Regions from separate parts of the Homo sapiens genome. Here region 1 is linked to region 2. The links are chromatin contacts, found by Hi-C or POLR2A ChIA-PET in ENCODE. All regions are on one chromosome and are shown on one strand. Each heading gives the region's core, a stretch centred on a gene start or an enhancer-like site at or near the end of the contact. The rest is flanking DNA. Distances are from core to core; before and after follow the strand shown.

Region 1 (4,250 bases), core at 1,260-3,759, 120 kb before region 2:
GGAGAACAGGGATTGAGATGGGGAACCATACTCAGTGCAGGAAGTGTCATCACTACATGAAGTGATGAAACTACGTTCACACTCAGTGCTGCACGAATACAGTGTGGGCTCTGGAGTCCACCTGGCTCCAAAGCTCTTTACCAGCTGTGATCTTGGGCAAGGAATTTAACGTCTGGCTGCTTTGGTTCTCTCGTGTGTAAAATGAAGATAATAATCCACACACCTGGAAAATATTGAGTCCTCAGGAAATGCTTATTACTCCCCTCCACGCCCCTTCTGGAGAGAGCCCAGCTCCTGCCTGGTCATTCAGCTTCTTCCTGGGACACTTCAGGAAATGGTTTCTCACCCTTACACCAGCTGACCTCCATCTCTTGCAAATGCCATCTCCATTCCTTGTGCCCTGCCAGTTAGGAGCAGTGGCTCCTCCCTGGCGAGGTCTATCTTCCTCTCCAGGCAGAGTTCACATTTTGTTTTCTTTCTCTTCCGAGTTCCCTAACTCGATCCATGGACTTCTCCATAAGGGCTTTGCTTTCTCTCTGTGCTCTCCGAATCTGTTTAAAGGCAAATTTCTTCTGTCCTTGGAAAGACCTTGCATCCGCTCTAATAAGTGAAGCGTAAATCAGTGTTTGTGTTTGCAGTGCACGTCACTGCTGGTCACATGATGGCATAACAGATTCCAAACAGGTGCCAAGGATGATTCTTCAATTTCCAAATTGCTTGGTTTAAAGGTAAACGCCAGTCTTTAGCTCCCTATTGAAAACAGCTCCAGGCACTGTGCTTTCTATTGTTCTAGAGGGGAGTCACTGGAATTAGAACTGCCTCAGCCAGCACTCTTCTATCTGGTGACTACCATGGGATGCTAATGACAAAGATGTAGTAAGTCCTCTAGCACTCGTTCGCAAGAGAATGTCTTCTAGGCACCCAGACATATGATAGAATGTGCTGAATTGGTAGTCTCTGTACCTGCTTCAGAGTGAAGCAGGTAACTTCAGAATGAAGTTTAAACCCAAACTCCACTACTTAGTAGCTAGGTGACCTTGGGCAAGTTCCTTAGTGTCTATGTGCCTCACTTTCCCTTTCTGTAAAACGGAGTAATAAGAGTCAATGAATCCATATATGTAAAGAGCCAAAACAAGGTCTGGCAAATAGAGAACAAATCTATAAATGTTCACTGTTATTATTTGCACTGATGCTGATGTAAGAGAAACATCTCAGTAAGGTATAGAGAAATTCACAAATAGAGAGCCTTCAATTCTTTAGGTTGAGATATAATTAATGATTCATTTCTCAAGACATTTAATTTTCCTCTTGTTTTCTGCCTGCAGCCTGCATGGTTAATGCATTTTGACACTTCTCACTAAGGATAAATGACAAATGATAAAACCAACAATTTTTGTCCACTTATTTTACTCAAAGCTCCGTTAAGAAAAATAATGAAAAAAATTTTAATTTCAGTGACTAACAGGAGTGTTCGTATTGTCCCTATCATTTTAAAAATTGTTTTGGTTACTCTCTATTATTACAGAGAATAAAGACTTTCTGTATCCTGGAGTTTAACAACTCTTATTTTATTTTATTTTATTTTTGAGACAGAGTCTTACTCTGTCGCCCGGGCTGGAGTGCAGTGGCGTAATCTTGGCTCACTGCAACCTGTGCCTCCCGGGTTCCAATGATTCTCCTGCCTCAGCCTCCCGAGTAGCTGGGGCCACAGGCACCCACCACCACACCTGGCTAATTTTTGTATTTTTAGTAGAAATGGGGTTTCACCATGTTGGTCAGGCTGGTCTCGAACTGCCGACCTCAGGTGATCCACACACCTCGGCTTCCCAAAGTGCAGGGATTACAGGCATGAGCCACCACGCCCGACCAACAATGCTTATTCTTAAGAAAAGAACTGCCACAGAAGGAAATAGGAAAAATTCTTCTTCAGTAGTTGATGCCTTTCAAAATATTAAATTACTAAACCTCTACCTACCTCAGTTTCCAGAACTCTAAAATGAAGATAACAATACTACCTGCATTACAGAGCTGCTAGGATTTTTAAATTAGAATAATGACCAGCATGGAATAAGTGCTAATACATATTATCTATGGTTATTTTAACATAAACATAGTCTCATGGATTATTTTTTTGTGCTCTGAAGCAGGAGACCCCAATCTTTTTGGCACCAGGGACTGTTTTTGTGGAAGACAGTTTTTCCACGGACCGGGGGTGGGGTGGGAGGGTGGTTTCAGGATGATTCAAGTGCATTGTATTTATTGTGCATTTTATTTCCATTAGTCTTACATTGTAATATATAGTGAAATAATTATACAAGTCACCATCATGTAGAATCAGTGGGAGCCCTGAGCTTGGTTTCCTGCATTAGACAGTACCACTGGGGGGTGATGGGAAACAATGACAGATTATCAGGCATTCGATTCTCATAAGGAGCACGCAACCTAGATCCCTCGCGTGTGCAGTTCACAATAGGGTTCATGCTCCTATGAGAGTTTGATGCCACCAGTACTGGTCTGGGGACTGGGGCTCTTGCTCTATAGCATTTTGTGGTAAATAAATCTGTGGTTTCCAGAGCAGCCTTCCCAGTTGTAATTAACATCAATTGGCCCCACTGTGTTGAAAGCAGTGCTGCTTCTCCTGCCTCCCAGTTTTCCTACAAAAGCCACTGGGATTGTAGATAAAATCCTGTTTTCCAGTTGGCGAGATGCAGAGAAGCAGATGAGATTTTGTCTGAGCAGCGGTGGATCTGAGCCGACTTTGATTATGGCTCCACCGCCAACGCTTCCTGGGCAGATGAGTCATGCTTCCTGGAACTGTCTGTCAGAGGAAGTTTGCTTCTGGGACTTTTGCATTTTGCTTAGAGCTTAGAGATAAGCTATTACAATTCTAAGTTCAGCTGCTATTCAAAAACATGCATAAAAGCTGGGAAGAGTTTACCAAACATTTCAATTTATAACTTGATACCAGATATGAGTCTAGCACCGTACTAAGCATGATACCTGGATTCAAAAAAAGTTTAGAATGAAGTATATCCATTAGTTAGCGAAGCCAGATGCTTTGTAGTGTCGTTGAGTTTAGCATGAGGCATTTTAGAAGAAATTTTGGTTTTAAGATTGCCTGAGTAAAATGTGATTTTTTAGTTATAAAAAATTGAAAGAAGAAATGTTATTTCAGTGTGATCAGAATCCCTTTCCTTAAAAAGAAATGCTGATCTTTTCTGACCATCTTTCACAATGAAGGATTTTCGTATGATTGCATTAATTTGCAGCAGTTAATGAACCAACGTTCCAACCTTCAAAAGAGCCTCTGCTCTCAGATTCAAAAGAAACTCTGCGTGTTTCCTCTCTTCAAACATGAAGGACAGAATTAGGATGAATAATAATCAAACCTAAAATAATTTCTGAACTACCCTGAAGCAGTAAAAATTCCATTAGATGCTCAGAACTTGAATTGTCCTATGCACACTGCCTTTCCTGGTTGACCTCAGGTTGCTCTGCTCCTCAGACTGGCGAAAGGCAGGGCAACCGAAAGGTCTCTTCCACTATCAGACAGGCTCATGGTATGAATAAGCATGCATTGAGCAAAATGCTAAATTTTAAACACTGGTAATCACAGTTGTGGGTTTCAGTTAACTATATTGACTTTCTACTTTTTAAAATGGGAAAGATTTCCAATTGCAACATTACAGAATTTTGTTTAAACACGTCTTTACCCTGCAGTTCCTACATTGGCTCTTTATTTATTTATTTATTATTTTTTCTTTCTTTCTTTCTTTTTTTTTTTGAGACAGAGTCTCACTCTGTTGCCCAGGCTTGAGTGCAGTGTTGCATTCTCAGTTCACTGCAACCTCCGCCTCCCAGATTCAAGTCATTCTCCTCCCTCAGCCTCCTGAGTAGCTGGGATTACATGCGCCCACCACCACGCCTGGCGAATTTTTGTATTTTTAGTAGAGACAGGGTTTCGCCTTGATGGCCAGTGTGGTCTCGGGCTCCTGGCCTCACGTGATCCACCCACTTCGGCCTCCCAAAGTGCTGGGATTACAGGCGTGAACCATCGCACCCGGCAGGCTCTTTATTTAATAGACTTTCTTTTCCTGATCTCACTGTCTTCAGGGAGAGCCCGGATGGCAGTCCTCTGGCTTCTTCCAGCTCAAAGGTCTATGATTTCACGTTGTTCTATGAACCAGGTTCTTCTCTGTTCCTGAGACCATCTGCAGCAGGTGGTGAGAATTTTAAGAGGCATAATAATA
Region 2 (4,074 bases), core at 200-2,699:
TTGATGTATGTGCTAACAGTTGTTTTTTACCTTTGAAATTATTTTCATAGTTTAAATCATACTGAATATAATGATTATCAGGAATTTTACAAGCAGAGTATTCACATGTCCTTTAGGAAAGAGAATATGAACAGTCATAGTTTTAGATCTCAAATAAAAGTTACAGTCACAACCACAAATTCCAAAGCAGATCTTACTTGTCATCTCCCTATCCCTTAATTATCAACTTATAACTCTTGCAGCTACTGCTGGTGGGTTTTATGTCATTATTTCTAAATAATATTCCTATTCTACTACTCCTTGCTTTTTTTGGACATTATCTATCCACATCCTACTCTAGAAGATGAGACTTACCCCTTTGCCACCACAAACACACATGGGGTATGCAATGTTTATATACTTTCCCAATCGTCTCCCAAAATACGTATGTCACGCTTTTGCTTAAATTGCTGTTCAGTTGACATTACCATGATTATGTAAACACCATTCACAACTGAGCCAAGTAGTGTAGTATGGCAACATTTGCTTTTGTTTTCCTAAGGAATAATAATAATTGGGTCCTCTTTACATTTTCTTGGGTTTTATGCATTGATCACCAATTCGTCCACACCCTCTCCACCCCAGATGTGCATCTCTACCTTCTGTAGTAAAACATATCAGTTCCATTTCTTTTCCTCAGTAATATCCTTCCTTGAGCCTTTGTACGTCAGCTGCAAGCCTGATGCTAGCTGTCATTTCAGAATTTCCCTTTGCCATCAAATGTGCAAGTTCCTTCATTCTTCTCCTGGGCTAGAGAGCTGACTTTGTGATGCTATGCACGTCCCTTTCTTGGTTAATTTCCTCTTTTGGTGAGGCATACCCTCTTGCGGCTCCCCAAGGAAATGGGCAAGGGCAATAAATCTTTTGAAAAATGGTATACCTGAAATTATCTTTATTTTACCATAAATCTTTGAAAAGTATATATTTAAATATTTTATATGTTTGATATATTAATATATATGAATATATTAATAATAATTTTGAAGTTTTGTGTTGCTCATTTGGGGTCAGTTTTCTTCATGTTCCTATCTCCTGTTTACTAATATTGGTCTCTGCCTTTTACATTAGTCACTTCCCTAAATGTCTGCTGATCCTTGGCTATTCATTCGTATTTAAGAATGAATTACTGAAAGGATGACTGGTATCTCTGTATGCATGAGGGGGCCCTGACTCTTTAGCAAAACCTGCAAACCTACAAATGTCATATCCACAGGTCTTTTCTCTTGGGGAGGTTAAAACTCCAGCGACGAATCACTTTCAGAATTAATTTTTCTTCTGAGTCTTTAGTTCTAATGTCCACATTCCTTTTTTTGAAATGTATTTTTATATGTTCAATGTTTATTTTGGTTCCTCTTTACCCTGCTCCAAACAAGGGCATGTGGGTTGGCCTTTGCCCCTACTCTATTTGATTGAGAACTTGCCGAAAAGAGGAAGAAGAAAGATGAAAGAGGAAGAAGAAGAAAGAGAAGGAGAAGGAGGAGGAGAAGAGGGAGAAGAAGAAGAGGGAGAAGAGAGGGAGAAGGAGAAGAGGGAGAAGGGGAAGGAGAAAAAAAGAAGAACAATAAGAAGGAGAAGGAGAGAAGAAGAAAAGAAGTAGAAGAAGGAGAAAGAGAAGGAGGAGGAGAATGAGAAGGAGAGGGAGAAAGAGAAAAGAAGAAGTAAAAGATGAAAGAAAAAAAAGAAAAGAGTGAAGAAGAAAGAAGATCTGCTGGTGCAGAGGAGGCAGCTTTAACTTTCATTGCACTGCTTCCTAGCTAATACCTTATCCAGCTGGAATGAGCCTAAAATTTCTCTAAACCCACCTGCCTATCTGACTCTCTGTACAGACAGAGAAAATAAAAAGCTATGCCACCCAGTGTGTCCTACAATAAGACCTGTGTCTGATGTTGTCCCTGCTCATAGCAGATCCTAAATCTCACGTGCCTGCTTCCTATCCATTTGTACTCTGAGAGTTGTAGTTTCTAAGTACAAAAGGGATTAGAGGACAATGATGGGAATTGCATTCTGGTTGCTTCTAACAGCAGAAGTCCATGTGATAAATGGATGACTATAACATGTTCAGTCATTGTGATTCTATGCCAAAGGCAGACTCAGAGGCAGGATAACAGCCATTGATCACAGTTTCCGACATGTCCCATTAACCTTATGGTTGGTTCTAATCCCTTTTGATTCCATCAATGTGGTGCCCATTCCTGTTTTCAGCATTATAGAAATATTTTTCCTCATCTGTTTCTTTATGCATTACTTAATGGTTTGGAATCAGAGGGATGGTTTGAATCCCAGTTCTATTATTACATCATCTTTCTGGATTCTGGTATCTTAATCTGGAAAACAGGGATACTGTTATCTGCCTGGGAGGGTGTTTTGTTGATTAGATAAGACAGGCTGAGTGGATGATAAGCAAAGACTGGCATTTTTGTCTGCTCAGTAAATGATAGCAAACTCTTCTTCTGGTCCAGTGAGCCAGAAGACACTTTACACCAGAAGCCCCCAGAGAGCTAAATTTGATTAATTATAGTAAATTTAAAGAGATGACATCTTGGCCGGGCGCGGTGGCTCACGCCTGTAATCCCAGCACTTTGGGAGGCCGAGGCGGGTGGATCATGAGGTCAGGAGATCGAGACCATCCTGGCTAACAAGGTGAAACCCCGTCTCTACTAAAAATACAAAAAAAAATTAGCCGGGCGCGGTGGCGGGCACCTGTAGTCCCAGCTACTCGGGAGGCTGAGGCAGGAGAATGGCGTGAACCCGGGAAGCGGAGCTTGCAGTGAGCCGAGATTGCGCCACTGCAGTCCGCAGTCCCGCCTGGGCGACAGAGCGAGACTCCGTCTCAAAAAAAAAAAAAAAAAAAAAGAGATGACATCTTTTGTTGTGGAGTGCATTCTCCTTCTGCATAACTGTTAGTGCCATAGTCTGAGTCATTATTTCTAATCTTGAGTCATTCAAATCCTTTTAAAAATGGGAATATCAACCATTCAATCAATGAATTATTGTTCAGTTATTTCATCTAGATTTTTTTTGAACTGTGAAAACCAGTCATGCAAATTCATTTGATTTTATAAAGCATTGGAAGAATAGTTTGCGAATTATTGTAACTATGTGAATGACTACAGCTATTATTTAATATTTTAGAGTCAATAATAATCCATTATTGGAAATTCAAATAAGTAAGAAAATTGAAGCTTTGAATCCATAACTAATGAGGAAAGAACTATTATGTTTAATTGCAGATGGAGATTGATTTTTCAAATTACTTTTCAAAGTATTTAAAAATATCTGCTTGCTGGGTGCTGTGGCTCACACCAGTAATCCCAGCACTTTGGGAGGCCAAAGCAGGTGGATCACCTGAAGTCAGGAGTTCAAGACCAGCCTGACCAACATGGTGAAACCCCATCTCTACTAAAAATACAAAATTAGCTGGGCGTGGTGGTGCATGCCTATAATCTCAGCTGCTTGGGAGGCTGAGGCAGGAGAACTGCTTGAACCTGGGAAGTGAAGGATACGGTGAGCCAAGATCACACCGCTGCACTCCAGCCTGGGCAACAAGAGCAAAACTCTGTCTCAAAAAATAAATAAATAAAAATTAAAGTAAATAAAGAAAAATATCTGCTTTATTATGTACATGAAATCATCAGAAACTGATATTTAAGCTTCCCTTCCAAGTAACAAATGTCCTGATGCATTGTTAAGAAAAACTGCCCATCAGTGAGCTCTGCAGACCACATTGTAAGCACAATGGCTCATCTCCTTTACATTGAGAGCACAGTTTCCAGTTGCAAAGTGTATAGCAGCTTTTAATCTATCACCACATGGCAGGAAGGCATTACTGCAATACTTTCATTCTAGTGAAATCACCCTGAAGTCACAAAATGTGCTCGGGGTAACAGTGGCTTGTGGCACTGCGATAGAAACCTGCATTGTTAGGTCATTCATTTTGGGGCAGGGTTCCCATAAAAGGAAGTGGGTCTGGGCTGGAAATATCACCTCCTAGGAAATATGCAGTAAGATGGATTGTGTGCCTGAAGGTTAAACTCT

What was found. A loop is a pair of places that touch in the nucleus more often than their neighbours do. ChIA-PET counts read pairs that join two places held with the same protein, here RNA polymerase II (POLR2A). Pooled maps may share reads with other maps.
Region 1: a map of CD14-positive monocyte shows a loop between it and region 2 (2.3-fold over the local background). The contact joins two enhancer-like sites. A Hi-C loop is called at or near these places in 4 of 168 maps with a recorded cell type or tissue (CD14-positive monocyte, CD8-positive, alpha-beta T cell, endothelial cell of umbilical vein and 1 more) and 9 of 50 pooled maps. POLR2A ChIA-PET finds 5 or more read pairs at or near these places in 1 of 52 experiments (Panc1).

Annotation. Positions count from the first base shown.
Region 1 is chr10:17,028,255-17,032,504 of GRCh38, reverse strand. The region is part of intron 27 of CUBN (cubilin); the gene reads left to right. Among named protein-coding and RNA genes, the nearest start is that of CUBN, 99 kb to the left of the region's middle. Within about 2 kb of position 2,509, at least 27 of the 41 ENCODE cell types and tissues checked have a DNase peak (open chromatin) inside an H3K27ac peak, as active enhancers do; they include CD14-positive monocyte and endothelial cell of umbilical vein, where a contact is called at or near this core.
Region 2 is chr10:16,907,691-16,911,764 of GRCh38, reverse strand. All of the region lies in intron 48 of CUBN (cubilin), which reads left to right. Among named protein-coding and RNA genes, the nearest start is that of RSU1, 92 kb to the right of the region's middle. Within about 2 kb of position 1,449, at least 2 of the 41 ENCODE cell types and tissues checked have a DNase peak (open chromatin) inside an H3K27ac peak, as active enhancers do; they include CD14-positive monocyte and endothelial cell of umbilical vein, where a contact is called at or near this core.